Regions from separate parts of the Homo sapiens genome. Here region 1 is linked to region 2. A link is an interaction called in ENCODE POLR2A ChIA-PET data of the cell type or tissue named here. Cell type or tissue: Caco-2. All regions are shown on one strand. Each heading gives the region's core, and the rest is flanking DNA. Links, peaks and the distances in the headings are about the cores only.

What was found. ChIA-PET counts read pairs that join two places held together with the same protein. Peaks named below come from ENCODE experiments on the same cell type or tissue, not always from the same donor. Only the 100,000 strongest peaks of a DNase experiment are listed, where the experiment ranks them.
Region 1: POLR2A ChIA-PET joins it to region 2 with 6 read pairs; 2 of 35 experiments call an interaction of 5 or more read pairs at or near these places.

Annotation. Positions count from the first base shown.
Region 1 is chr22:23,776,486-23,783,852 of GRCh38, reverse strand. It overlaps MMP11 (matrix metallopeptidase 11), which reads right to left. Exons shown (of 8, transcript NM_005940.5): 2 at 4,437-4,666; 3 at 3,351-3,494; 4 at 3,138-3,271; 5 at 2,753-2,994; 6 at 2,444-2,660; 7 at 1,370-1,627; 8 at 1-442. The coding sequence ends at 309. Among named protein-coding and RNA genes, the nearest start is that of SMARCB1, 6.8 kb to the left of the region's middle. RefSeq lists an enhancer at 2,208-3,206. In Caco-2, for the core only: no CTCF peak of the experiment used is centred there; a DNase peak (open chromatin) is centred at 2,165.
Region 2 is chr22:24,192,336-24,199,950 of GRCh38, reverse strand. No RefSeq gene overlaps it. Among named protein-coding and RNA genes, the nearest start is that of SUSD2, 15 kb to the right of the region's middle. RefSeq lists enhancers at 1,592-1,711, 1,842-1,891 and a silencer at 3,963-4,163. In Caco-2, for the core only: no CTCF peak of the experiment used is centred there; DNase peaks (open chromatin) are centred at 3,120 and 4,180.

The sequences.
Region 1 (7,367 bases), core at 1-4,000, 410 kb after region 2:
TGAGGGACAGGGATGGAGACAGGGCAGCCAGGTTTGCCAGGACCTGCATAGCGGGCCCAAGACTGCCCTTCCTCTTAAGTCATGCCAAAGCCTCCCTGCCCAGTCTGAGACAGTCGCTGGCAGGTGACCACGACCTGCGTGGCCCTCCCGGCAGTTGTCATGGTGGTTGTACCCCACCCCATCCCCCTGAGGAGACATGGGCTCAGTCCCATGCCTGGTGCCCACAGCCACAAAGATGGCCATGGGTCTCTAGCCTGATATTCGTGGCCTGGCAGGGGTCAGCACCCCTGAGGGCATCCAAGCCATGGTCAGAGGAAAGTGTTGGCAGGCTCGGCACAGCCAAAGAAGTCAGGACCCACGAGACGGGGGAAGCCTTCCAGAGCCTTCACCTTCACAGGGTCAAACTTCCAGTAGAGGCGGCCGCGCAGGAAGTAGGCATAGCCTGAGAAGAGAAGGTGGTCAAGCCTGGGCGAGCGGACACTGGGCCCTACTCCTGCCTGTCAGGCTGTGCCCAGGGATGGGCACTAAGGGAGGGCTGAGTGGGAAGCCCTTGGCCACTGCTGAGTTCCTCGAGTCCTGCAGGATCCAGGGCCGGCCTTTCAGAACCTCTCTTCCCTCTAGGGAGCCCTTCTGCCTGCCCCGGAATCTGGGCTGGGCTAATACCCAGCCTGACAGGTACCCAGAGCCTCAGAGGCCTGAGTCCCACCTCTCAGGAAAGCAAGTCCCGTTGCCCCCACCACCCTCCACATCACTCTCTCCTGCATCTATTAAATTAGCCAGGCTATTGACGGGCACCCTGGAGTCCTGGAGCTGGAGGCTACCCTAGGATAGCTCTCCCAGTGGGTCCTGATGTGGGAGAAAGAGCACAGAAGAGGAGCCTAGCAGGGGAGGGAGCACTGGACTGGCTCTAGCCCCCTGTGGTTGTGGGAGGCTGGGTGGGTCAGTGGTTAGGAGCAGGGACCACCAGGGTAGTCCAGGTTAGGGGCCTCATTGCCTGAGCCTCTGTTTGCTCCTCTGGAAACTGGGTTCACAACAGGTGTCACATCAGAGGGCTGTTCTGAGAACTGGATGAGACCAGTAAGGAGCTTAGAGCATTGTTGGCCCTCAGTGTACAGCAGTTTATTGTTCTACTGGCTGTGGCTGAAAAACCAGGGTAAGACCTTGCACTTCTCTGACCCTCAGTTTCCTCATCTGCAATATGGAATGTAGCACTAGCCGGCCACCGAGAGGAGGGCAGATGGCTCTGGACAAAGGACCTGTGATGAAGAGCCAGACTTCCTGTGGCAGGCATGTGGGAGCCCAGCCACCACCAGGTGGGAGAAGCGGCTGCTGTGCCCACCTCCCACCAGCTGCCTCACCCCCAACGCACCATCAGCATCCTGGAAGGCAGCGTCGATCTCAGAGGGCACCCCTCTCCAGTCAGTGGCCCTGCGGGGCACGGGACTGTCTACACGCCGGGTGCTGGGGTGGAAACGCCAGTAGTCCCTGCCTCGGAAGAAGTAGATCTTGTTCTTCTCGGGACCCCAGACCAAGGCAGCATGGACCGGGAACCTCACCAGGCCCAGCTCGGTGAGGGGTGCGGGGCCCAGGACTGGCTTTTCACCGTCGTACACCCAGTACTGAGCACCTGCCGGAGAGGGAAGGCTGCAAGGACCTGCCCAGCCACCACTGCCATGCCCCGCCACTGTGGACCTGCTTGACCCCTACCACAGACTCTCCCAGCCTCAGTTTCCTCATCAGTAAAACATGCAGGCCAATAATGCCTGCTCAGCACCCCACCCGCAGAGGGAAGCGGGAGGCCTGGGATAAGCTGGGGCAGTGAATGCTCTGTAAACTAGTGCACGGGTGAGGTTACTCTCATCAGTAGAGGGCTGCCTGGGCGGCTGCTCCTTCCACTGGCATTTGGCTGTGACAAATGCCTACTGACCACTCCCTGGGCCCCTGCAGGCTGGACTGCCCTGGAACCCACGCAGGTTTCCCATGCTGTGCCTTCATTTGTGAAGTCCCTGGCATCTGCAATGCTCCAGGCTCTCATCTCTGCCAGTTGAGGATGGAAATCCCAGCTCTAGGATGATAGACCTGGATCAATTCCCTGCCCTGCCTCTTCCCAGCTGCACTCACAGTGAGTCACTTCACTGCCTCGGGGCCCCAGAGGCCTCATCTCTAGAACCCCGCCCCATGGGGTGGCTGAGGGTTGAACGCACCAACACGAGGCCCCACCGTGCAATCCCTTCCACGCTGCTCCTATCTCAAGAGCCACCTCCGAGAACCTCCTACCTGTGCCTGAGGAACAAACCACACTCTCTCTCCCTCGGCCCCCAGGCTTTGGGGCAGCTCTCCCTATCCACTGTGTCCCTAAGGATCCATCTGTCTGTTCCTGCCCTTGGCCATAACATTCCTGGCTCTGGGAAGTCTCTCGAGCAGATCCCCAACCCCCACTCACCTTGGAAGAACCAAATGTGGCCCTGGGCATCCTCGAAGGCAGCGTCCACAGGGCTGGGCAGTCCCTGCCAGTGGCGAGAGGCCAATGCTGGGTAGCCGGGCTGCAGCTGGCCCCCACGGAGGCGCCACACAAAGCCCGCTTTGAAGAAAAAGAGCTCGCCTCGGATGGTGGAGACCGCGTCAAAGGAGGCCTCACAGGCATCTGGCGGGGCGTCTGGCTGGGGTGGGAGAGAGGGACACATGCTGAGGGCATATGCTGCAGTCACAGTGGCCAGCAGAGGAGTAGGGGGACTGGCAGGCAGGGCCTCACCTCCAGCGGTGCAATCTCATTGGTGTCTATCCCAGCCTGGGGGCCCAGGGCTGGGGTCCTGGAGGTGACAGTGGGCCAGGGCTGGCCATATAGGTGTTGAACGCCCCTGCAGTCATCTGGGCTGAGACTCAGTGGGTAGCGAAAGGTGTAGAAGGCGGACATCAGGGCCTTGGCTGCTGTTGTGTGCTGCAGCCCCAGCACGTGGCCAAATTCATGGGCTGCCACCTGCAGCAGGTCTGTGCCTGAAAAAGGGAGGTGGCTCAGCAACCCCCGAACCTCCTGCCCAGGACATCCAGCTCCAGACCCCAGCTCAGTGACCTTGGCGAGTCCCCATTCTTTATGATCTTCGGTTGCCCCATCTGGAAAATGGGTCCCCAGCCCATACCCTGGTCATCCCCGATAGTCCAGGTCTCATCATAGTCGAAGTGGACATCCCCTTCTCGGTGAGTCTTGGGGAAGAAGGCATGGGCCAGGATGCCCCCAGGCCCATCAAACGGCAGGTCGTCCCCATGCCAGTACCTACAGATGGGTGGGGGCGGGGTCAGTGGCTGCTGGCAGGCGAGGCTGTTCCCGGAGGGGTCCCAGGCCGCCCATTCACCTGGCGAAGTCGATCATGATGTCAGCACGGCCCTCGTGCACCTCAGTAAAGGTGAGTGGCGTCACATCGCTCCATACCTTTAGGGCCTCTGCCATCGTCTGCCGCACCTGCTCCTGCACCAACTGCCATGGGAACCGAAGGATCCTGGAGGGAGATGGAGGGGCCTGGGCCTCAGGGAAGGGACAGCCCCCGATGGCTGAGGCACCAGGAGTTGCCCCTGGATGCTTGGTGGGTGTGTGAACACTCAGGACACAGGCCAGGTGTACTCTGGGCCTCAGCTTCAGCGCACTGGTCTCCCTGGCCACATGGGCACATGTGTATGTGGTTTGCTCATACTTAGGCAAATACAAGTGTCTGAATTCAGTGGAAAGAACCAGGACCAGGGGTCCCGAGACCCCCATCCTAGACCTGACAGTGCCACTTACTGTGGGGACACCTTGGTTCCTTGAGCCCCTGTTGGTTCCCAGGCCCCCACCTAGGAAATTCTAAAGACCCCAGTCTCAGCTCCAATGCTGTGTGACACCAGCCCATTCTTCAGGCTGGGTCCCCACCCGCAGGATGTGTGAGCCTCAGCTTCCCCATCACCTGCCCAGGGTCCTCCCAGGTCACCCAGTGAGATGCCCACTATTGCCTCTCCCCGCTTACCACTGTCTCCACCTGCTCGAAGCCCAAGTTGTGATGGTAGAGTTGGACAATGACATGGCTGACACCCACCTCAGACTGACACAGAGGATGGGGCTGTGTCTGCCTCATTCACCGTGGAGTCCCAGAGCCTGGTCCTCACAGGTCTCTTGTAAAGGCTGCCTGAGTGACTGAACACCCGTCCGCAGGCATGTGCTGCGACTCTTTGCATGATGACGGAGGCTCTGCCCCTCTGCTGAGGGAGGGTCTCCATATGTGTATGTGTCTAAGTTGGGGTTTCAGGGGGTTTGCCCATAGATGACCTCCCTGGGGTTCAGTGGACACACAGGTCTGTTAGACACGAAGATCTACCCTGGCCTGTGTCTCAAGCAGCAGCTGTGAGGGCAGCTGGCTTACCCACGGACACACAGGTGGCATCCTAGTGTCCTGCTCCCAGGCCCCTACCTGTAGGTGAGGTCCGTCTTCTCCCAGCGCCCGCCAGAAAGCACGAACCTCTTCTGTCGGTTGCGGGCACTCAGCCCATCAGATGGGTCGGGCACGCCACAGCGGGGAGGCCTGAGGCTGCTGGCAGGCCGGGGGGCTTCCTGCGTGGCAGGGGCAGGTGCCGGGCTACTGGGCAGGGCTGCATGCCAGGGCTGTGGCCCCCTCCTCTCGGCATGGAGGTGGTGGGCGTCCTAGGCAGGAGGATGACATGAGGGTCTGGTCAGGCCTAAGGTCCACATGGCCCACAGTTAGAGATGTGGCCTGTCAGCAAACACACGTGCAACCCCAGCCCACTGTGTGGCTGGGCAAATGGAGAGGGAAAGGGCACCGGCACATGGCAGGGCCCTTTGGCATCTGGCTGGCTCTCTGGTTTCTTGGCACCTTGTTCCAAGGCATCAAGCTGTCCCCCACATCGTGGAGGGCCCTGGGCTGCCTGTCACCTACTCCAGCTACTTAGGCCAATGAGGTCTGGGGGTGGGGGCACACTGGGACTGGCTATGAGCCATACACTCCAGGAATGGACCCCAAAAAGCTTCCTCCGAAGGAACACCAGGCAACCTCCTCCTGCTCCCCACAGAAACTTGCTTCCAACTCCCTTTCTTCCTGTGTCCGCTAAGTTCAGACACACCTGGGTCATGCTCCTGTCCCTGTCATGTGAGCAGGATCTGCCCTCTCTCCTGCCCAGGATTTCCCCCACCTCCTCCCCAGTGTGGAGCGGCTGTAGCCCTGCAGTGTGGCCTCAGTCAGTGTAACCTGACTGCTGGGGGTGACACTGACTTGTGGACTGGACAAGGTGAGGTATGTACAGCACCTAGCACAGGCCCAGCACCCGGGAAGGCACCTGGCCACTGAGGCCTGGCTTCTAGCAGAGGTGGTTTTGGTCACACCCCACCAGGGCTAGGAGTACAGTGGGAGCTGATCTGTGATCTGCCTGCCTTCTTCAAGCGGGGAGGGTGGGGACAGTTAATTACCAGGTGCCCAGCCCCACTCGCCAAAGCCCCAGGACCACAGATGGCGATTCAGACCTAAGCTACATCCTGCTACCTGTCTATAAGTCTCCAGGGCAGAAGTTACAGTTCTTGTGCATGAGAAAAGCAGAAGCTCAGAGAGGTTGGAGACCCTGCAAAGTCACCCAGCAAGGGCATGGCAAGGCCAGGCCAGGACTCTGGTGGCTCAGGCCTAAGGCTAAGGCCTGGCTCTGGACACCGCACAGAAGCCAAGTGTCCTTCCTGCACTGAAGGAGAGGGATGGAGCTGTGCTGCTTGCTGAGAGACTCAGCACCTGTCTGGTCTGGGCAACTGCAGCCTCCTCACAGCCATATTTGGGGTAGGAGCTCAGCCACTCAGGCCCCACCTCACCCTCAGCCTTTGGCAGCTCTCCCAGGCTCCATACACCCCAGGGATCTGATCAGCGTCCCAACGCTCCCTGCTCCTGATCCCAGAGCTGAGGCATCAAGAACACCCCACCATGAAGGGGGGCCTTCTGAACACGGAGGCTATGGAACTACTTAGGGCGTGAGGCCCTGAAGCAGCTTCCCCCCATTTCCGAGCTTGCTTATTGCATGGTTACCTGGCACAGCGCAGTCTCACTGGGTTGTGGGTTCTGGCCGATTCTGGGCTTATTGGTTTTTTGTTTTGTTTTTTTGAGATGGAGTCTCACTCTGTTGCCCAGGCTGGAGTGCAGTGGCGCGATCTCGGCTCACTACAACCTCCACCTCCCGGGTTCAAGCAATTCTCTGCCTCAGCCTCCCGAGTAGCTGGGGTTACAGGTGCCTGCCACCACGCCTGGTTAATTTTTTTTTTTTTTTTTTTGAGAGAGAGTCTCGCTCTATCGCCCAGGCTGGAGTGCAGTGGTGTGATCTGGGCTCACTACAACCACCGCCTTCCGGGTTCATGCCATGCTCCTGACTCAGCCTCCTGAGTAGCTGGGACTGCAGGCACTTGCTGCCATGCCCGGCTAATTTTTTTGTATTTTTAGTAGAAACGGGATTTCACCATGTTACCAGGATGGTCTCGATCTCCTGACCTTGTGATCCGCCTGCCTCGGCCTCCCAAAGTGCTGGGATTACAAGCATGCGCCACCGCACCCAGCCTCACGCCTGGCTAATTTTTGTATTTTTAGTAGAGATGAGGTTTATCCATCTTGGCCAGGCTGGTCTTGAACTCCTGACCTCATGATCCACCTGCCTCGGCCTCCCAAAGTACTGGGATTACAGGCGTGAGCCACCGCGCCCGGCCTGGGCTTATTGTTAATAAGTACTTAGCACTGGTTGGCCGGGCCTGGTGGCTCACGCCTGTAATCCCAGCACTTTGGGAGGCCGAGGCAGGCGGATCATGAGGTCAGGAGATCGAGACCATCCTGGCTAACACGGTGAAACCCCGTCTCTACTAAAAATACAAAAAATTAGCCAGGCGTGGTGGCGGGCTCCTGTAGTCCCAGCTATTCGGGAGGCTGAGGCAGGAGAATGGCGTGAACCTGGGAGGCAGAGCTTGCAGTGAGCCGAGATCGTGCCACAGCACTCCAGCCTGGGTGACAGAGCGAGACTCCATCTCAAAAAAAAAAAAAAAAGTACTTAGCACTGGTTGCAGGCTAGGACCTTGGCAACAGCTCCACAGACTTGCTCTTAGCCCCTGATGGAACCTCTCACCAACTCCACCATCATCACCCTCATTTCCAGGATGAGGAAATGGGCCCCAGAGGAGTTAAGCAGCTTGATCAGACAACAGCTGGCAGGCAGCGGACTGTCTGTGCTCACAGCCCACCCAGCTCCCTGCTACCTCTGCTCTGCTCTGCAGGGGTTGAGTTACCCTTCCCCTGAAGGAGGGACCCAGGCTGGCCTCACCTTGGTGAGGTGCAAATTATTCAGCGCCTGCTATTTCCCGGGCATTTTGC
Region 2 (7,615 bases), core at 1,430-5,429:
CACGCGCCTGTAATCCTAGCTACTCAGGAGGCCGAGGCAAGAGAATCATTTGAACCTGGGAAGCGGAAGTTGCAGTGAGCCGAGATCATGCCATGGCACTCCAGCCTGGGCAGCAAGAGTAAAACTCTGTCTCAGAAAAAAAAAAAAAAAAAAAGAAAAAGACCAACAATAACAAATGTTGGAAAGAATCTGGCACAACAGAACTCTCACATGCTGTTGGTGCAAATGTCAATTGTAAAACCACTTTGAAAAACTGGCATTTGGGGTTGGGCACAGTGGCTTACGCCTGTAATCCCAGCACTTTGGGAGGCCAAGACGGGCGGATCACCTGAGGTCAGGAGTTCCGAGACCAGCCTGGCCAACATGGTGAAACCCCATCTCTACTAAAAATACAAAAAATAGCTGGGCATGGTGGTGGGCACCTGTAATCCTAGCTACTTAGGAGGCTGAGATGGGAGAATTGCTTGAACCCAGGAGGCAGAGGTTGCAGTGAGCTGAGATTGCACCATTGCACTCCAGCCTGGCCGACCAGCGAAACTCCATCTCAAAAAAAAAAAAAAGAAAGAAAGGAAAAACTGGCATTTTCAGCTGGGCACGGTGGCTCCTGCCTGTAATCCCAGCACTTTGGGAAGCTGAGGTGGATGGATCACTTGAAGTCAGGAGTTCAAGACCAGCCTGACCAACATGGTGAAACCCCGTCTCTACTAAAAATACAAAAATCAGCCGGGCATGGTGGCACATGCCTGTAATCCCAGCTACTCGGGAGGCTGAGGCAGGAGAATCGCTTGAACCCAGGAGGTGGAGGTTGCAGTGAGCTGAGATGGTGCCACTGCACTCCAGCCTGGGCAAGAAGAGCGAAACTCCGTCTCAAAAAAAAAAAAAAAAAGAAAGAAAGAAAAACTGGCATTTTCTTTTTCTTTCTTTTTTTTTTTTTTAAAGACAGGGTCCCACTCTGTCACCCAGGGTGGAATGCAGTGTTGTGATCACTGCTCACTGCAGCTTTGACATCCCAGGCTAAATCAATCCTCCCACCCTGCCTCCTAGAGTAGCTGGAACTGCAGGCGTGCACCAGTGTGCCTGGCTATTTATTTATTTAGAGACAGAGTCTGGCTCTGTTACCCAGGCTGGAGTACAGTGGTGCAATCTCAGCTCACCAAAACCTCCAGTGGGTTCAAGCGATTCTCCTGCCTCAGCTTCCCGAGTAGCTGGGACTACAGGCGTCGCCACCATGCCCAGCTAATATTTTTAGTAGAGTCGGGATTTCACCATGTTGGTCATGCTGGTCTCAAACTCCTGACCTCAGGTGATCCACCCGCCTCAGCCTCCCAAAGTGCTGGGATTACAGGCATGTGCCACTGCGCCGAGCTAATTTTGTATTTTCAGTAGAGACGGGGTCTTACTATGTTGGCCAGGCTGGTCTGAAACTCCTGGCCTCAAGTGATCCTCCTACCTCAGCCCCCCAAATAGCTGGGACTACGAGTGTGAGCCACCACGAGTGGTCCTATCTTGTTGCCATGGGTGACAAGGGTTTCCTGAAAAGCTGAGACCTTTTGTCACACATCTGGCCCAGGAGTCGGCACAGTTGAAGGCAGATCCAAGGGAAGGCAGAACAGTTGCAGGCCTGGGCTCTGCCTGTGGCCGTGACTGGAGAGCGAGCTAAGAAAATGACTTAAGTTTCACTTCTGCCAAATCTTGCATGGGAATCTCTTGTGGCTCACCCTAACCAGAAACACGCAGGAGGGAGTTCTGGGAAACGTCACACCACCCAGCAACATGGTGAAGGCTCTGTCTATCTGGCAAAGAGCAAAAAAGGTGAAGGCTCCAAACGCCAGTGACTGCATGGGGACCCAGGCTCTGTTGTAGGTTGGTGGCGGCGTCAACTGGTACAACTCTAGATAGAAAATGCTTGTGCCATTTAACCAGCCAATCTACTTCTGTGAATTTCTCCTCCAGGTTAATCTGAACTTATTTACACAGTACAAGTGTTTAAAGAAGCAAAAGGCTGAGCACAGCTTCAATGTCCCCTAGCCAGCAGCTAGTTCCCTGAATTGTTTAGATTTTTTTTCACCTTGCACACACACTTTATTTTCCACACTAATGAAAAAGGTAAGACCATATTTTTATACCTATGCCTCTGGTGTATTGTTACAGGGACTGTCGACCTAAAGAAAGACACTGGCTGGGTGCAGTGGCTCATGCCAGTAATCCCAGCACTTTGGGAGGCTGAGGTGGGCGGATCACCTGAGGTCAGGAGTTCAAGACCAGCATGACCAATATGATGAAATCCCATCTCTACTAAAAATACAAAAATTAGCCAGGCGTGGTGGCACGCTCCTGTAATCCCAGCTACTTGGAAGGCCCAGGCTGGAGTGCAGTGGCGCGATCTCGGCTCATTTCAAGGTCTGCCTCCTGGGTTCACGCTGTTCTCCTGCCTCAGCCTCCCGAGTAGCTGGGACTACAGGCACCCACCACCACGCCTGGCTAATTTTTTGTATTTTTAGTAGAGACGGGGTTTCACCGTGTTAGCCAGGATGGTCTCGATCTCCCGACCTCGTGATCCACCCGCCTCGGCCTCCCAAAGTGCTGGGATTACAGGTGTGAGCCACCGCGCCCGGCCCAGAATTTTTAAAGATAATTTGGCGGGTAGGAGCTTGGGAAGTGGGGAGTGCTGATTGGTCAGGTTGGAGGTGGAATCACAGGGGGTTGAAGTGAGTTTTTCTTTTTCTTTTTTTTTTCGAGATGGAGTTTCACTCTTGTTGCCCAGGCTGGAGTGCAATGGCGCAATCTCGGCTTACTGCAACCTCCACATCCCGGGTTCAAGCGTTCTTCTGCCTCAGCCTCCTAAGTAGCTGGGATTACAGGCATGCACCACCACATCTGGCTAATTTTTGTATTTTTAGTAGAGACAAGGTTTCTCCATGTTGGTCAGGCTGGTCTCGAACTCCTGACCTCAGGTGATCCGCCTGCCTCAGCCTCCCAAAGTGCTGGGATTACAGGCGTGAGCCACCGTGCCCAGCCCGCAGTGAGTTTTTAGTTGTTGTTTTTTTTTTTTTTTTTTTTTTTTTTTTTTGCTGTCTTCTGTTCCTGGCTGCGATGGCACAACTGGTTGAACCAGATTAGCAGTCTGGGTGGTGTCAGCTGATCCATGGAGTGCAGGGACTGCCAAATATCTCCAGCACTGATCTTAAGTTTTACAACAGTGATGTTATTCCCAGGAGCAATTTGGGGAGGTTCAGACTCTTGGAGCCAGAGGCAGCATGACCCCTAAACTGTAATTTTTAATCTTGTTAGTCCTGCAAATGCGGACTGGTCCCTAGGCAAGAAGGGGGTCTTTTCAGGAAAGGGCTGTTACCAATTTTGTTTCAGAGTCAAACCATGAACTGAGTTCCTTCCCAAAGTTAGTTCAGCCTACACCCAGGAATGAAGAAGAACAGCTTAAAGGTTAGAAGCAAGATGGAGTCGGTTACCTCTGATTTCTTTCACTGTCATAATTTCCTTGGTTATACTTTTGCAAATGCAGTTTCAATAACATGTGTTAGTGATTGGCTATACTTTTTTTTTTTTTTTTTTTTAGAGATGAGATCTTGCTCTGTTGCCTGGGCTGGAGTGCAGTGGTGCCATCACGGCTCACTGCAGTCTCAACCTCCAGGGCTCCAATGATCCTCTTGCCTCAGTCTCCCGAGTAGCTGGGACTACAGGTGCATGCTGCCATGGCTAAATGTGTGTGTGTGTGTGTGTGTGTGTATGTGTGTGTAGACAGGCTCCACTATGTTGCCCAGACTGGTCTCGAACTCCTGGCCTCAAGTGATCCTCTTGCCTCAGCCTCCCAAAGTGCTAGGATTACAGATGTGAGCCACTGCTCCTTGCCTGGCTGGTTACTGTTGAACTATAGAGTATGAGTTATTGCTGGGGATCAGAAACTGATACCCCAAAATATAGCACTGAACTGAAGAAGAAGCCACAAGGTCTCTATGACCTCTCCCTGCCTCTGTGTCAATCTGTCAGCCAGAGCTCAGGATGAAGTTGTTCTCTGAAGTTCTCTATCTGCCTGAAGTCTGGACCTGCCAAAGAAGAAAACAATGAGCTCTGGTCCCTCCTGTGAGTCTTCCTTAACTGAACTCTTATCACAGGAAGAAAGACTGAAATCTGTCAGCACACCTGGACAGACTTGTCACAATCTACTGTTTGCTCTTCAGGCCCAACAGACTTTGTCCCAGGGCATTGTATGGTTTCCTTGTTTGTTTTATTGTATTTAATTTTATTTTTTGAGATGGAGTTTCACTCTGTCGCCCAGGCTGGAGTGCAGTTGTGCAATCTCGACTCACTGCAACCTCTGCCTCCCGGGTTCAAGTGATTATCCTGCCTCAGCCTCCCGAGTAGCTGGGATTATAGGCGCTCGCCACCACGCCCAGATAATTTTTGTATTTTTAGTAGAGATGGGGTTTCACCATATTGGCCAGGATGGTCTCGATCTCTGGATCTCATAATCTGCCTGCCTCGCCCTCCTGAAGTGCTGGGATTATAGGCATGAGCCACGTGGCCCAGCCCATTGTATGTTTTTTTTTTTTTTTTTTAATTATACTTTAAGTTTTAGGGTACATGTGCACAATGTGCAGGTTAGTTACATATGTATACATGTGCCATGCTGGTGCGCTGCACCCACTAACTTGTCACCTAGCATTAGGTATATCTCCCAATGCTATCCCTCTCCCCTCCCGCCACCCCACAACAGTCACCAGAGTGTGATGTTCCCCTTCCTGTGTCCATGTGTTCTCATTGTTCAATTCCCACCTATGAGTGAGAATATGCGGTGTTTGGTTTTTTGTTCTTGCGATAGTTTACTGAGAATGATGATTTCCAATTTCATCCATGTCCCTACAAAGGACATGAACTCATCATTTTTTATGGCTGCATAGTATTCCATGGTGTATATGTGCCACATTTTCTTAATCCAGTCTATCATTGTTGGACATTTGGGTTGGTTCCAAGTCTTTGCTATTGTGAATAATGCCGCAATAAACATACGTGTGCATGTGTCTTTATAGCAGCATGATTTATAGTCCTTTGGGTATATACCCAGTAATGGGATGGCTGGGTCAAATGGTATTTCTAGTTCTAGATCCCTGAGGAATCGCCACACTGACTTCCACAGTGGTTGAACTAGTTCACAGTCCCACCAACAGTGTAAAAGTGTTCCTATTTCTCCACATCCTCTCCAGCACCTGTTATTTCCTGACTTTTTAATGATCGCCATTCTAACTGGTGTGAGATGGTATCTCATTGTGGTTTTGATTTGCATTTCTCTGATGGCCAGTGATGATGAGCATTTTTTCATGTGTTTTTTGGCTGCATAAATGTCTTCTTTTGAGAAGTGTCTGTTCATGTCCTTCGCCCACTTTTTGATGGGGTTGTTTGTTTTTTTCTTGTAAATTTGTTTGAGTTCATTGTAGATTCTGGATATTAGCCCTTTGTCAGATGAGTAGGTTGTGAAAATTTTCTCCCATTTTGTAGGTTGCCTGTTCACTCTGATGGTAGTTTCTTTTGCTGTGCAGAAGCTCTTTAATTAGATCCCATTTGTCAATTTTGGCTTTTGTTGCCATTGCTTTTGGTGTTTTAGACATGAAGTCCTTGCCCGTGCCTATGTCCTGAATGGTATTGCCTAGGTTTTCTTCTAGGGTTTTTATGGTTTTAGGTCGAACGTTTTAAGTCTTTAATCCATCTTGAATTGATTTTTGTATAAGGTGTAAGGAAGGCATCCAGTTTCAGCTTTCTACATATGGCTAGCCAGTTTTCCCAGCACCATTTATTAAATAGGGAATCCTTTCCCCATTGCTTTTCTCAGGTTTGTCAAAGATCAGATAGTTGTAGACATGTGGCGTTATTCTGAGGGCTCTGTTCGCTATCTATGACAAACCCACAGCCAATATCATACTGAATGGGCAAAAACTGGAAGCATTCCCTTTGAAAACTGGCACAAGACAGGGATGCCCTCTCTCACCACTCCTATTCAACATAAAGTTGGAAGTTCTGGCCAGGGCAATTAGGCAGGAGAAGGAAATAAAGGGTATTCAATTAGGAAAAGAGGAAGTCAAATTGTCCCTATTTGCAGATGACATGATTGTATATCTAGAAAACCCCATTGTCTCAGCCCAAAATCTCCTTAAGCTGATAAGCAACTTCAGCAAAGTCTCAGGATACAAAATCAATGTACAAAAATCACAAGCATTCTTATACACCAACAACAGACAAACAGAGAGCCAAATCATGAGTGAACTCCCATTCATAATTGCTTCAAAGAGAATAAAATACCTAGGAATCCAACTTACAAGGGATGTGAAGGACCTCTTCAAGGAGAACTACAAACCACTGCTCAAGGAAATAAAAGAGGATACAAACAAATGGAAGAACATTCCATGCTCATGGGTAGGAAGAATCAATATCATGAAAATGGCCATACTGCCCAAGGTAATTTACAGATTCAATGCCATCCCCATCAAGCTACCAATGACTTTCTTCACAGAATTGGAAAAAACTACTTTAAAGTTCATATGGAACCAAAAAAGAGCCCGCATCGCCAAGTCAATCCTAAGCCAAAAGAACAAAGCTGGAGGCGTCACACTACCTGACTTCAAACTATACTACAAGGCTACAGTAACCAAAACAGCATGGTACTGGTACCAAAACAGAGATATAGATCAATGGAACAGAACAGAGCCATTGTATGTTCTTTAAGCCCATTAAATCTTCCCCACCCAGGCCAGGGGCAGTGGCTCATGTCTGTAATCCCAGCACTTTGGGAGGCCAAGGCACAAGGATCATCTGAGGTCAAGAGTTCAAGACCAGCCTGGCCAACATGGTGAAACCCCATCTCTACTAAAAATACAAAAATTAGCTGGGTGTGGTGGTGGGCGCCTGTGGTCCCAGCTACTAGGGAGGCTGAGGCAGGAAAATAGCTTGAACCTGGGAGGCGGAGGTTGCAGTGACCTGAGATTGCACCACTGCACTTCAGCCTAGGGACAGACGGAGACTCTGTCTCAAAAAAAGAAAAAAAAAAAAAATCCTCCCCACCCCAAATCATGCACTGTCCTCTTGAAATCATCCACACTCCCTATCTCCTGCTAGCCCTGGGGTGATCAAGTGCCTGCTGTGGCCCATCGGGAGACGCCTCTCCTCAGGGTCCAGTGCTGCCGAGGAGGAGGGAGTGGCCAGTGTAGTGCGTTGTAGGAGTGGGAAGTCAGGGGGGGCTTCCTGGAGGAGTCTGGCTCCAGCTGAGTATCAAAGGAGAGATTCCCATCGCCCTTTCCCCTAAGAAGCAGGGTATATCAGCATCTTTATCCCACTGGGATATTCGGCAATGACTCTGTGATTCTCCCCCAACGCATGCTAATAACTTGGTACACCTTGTTTTCCAATTAATCTGCCTTTTGTGAGTTGATTTTTCCTTGAACTTTCAGAGGGTAAAGGGGAAGTTTTCCCTTGGCCCCTACATTATGGTGTCCAGCATATGACATTTTATGGCTACTTGACATCGGTTAGTCTAGAACCCACCTAGCAAGTGGCGTCAAGGTGGGAGTGAGGCGTGACTGCTGTGACACCCCATCACATTTCAGTGCCT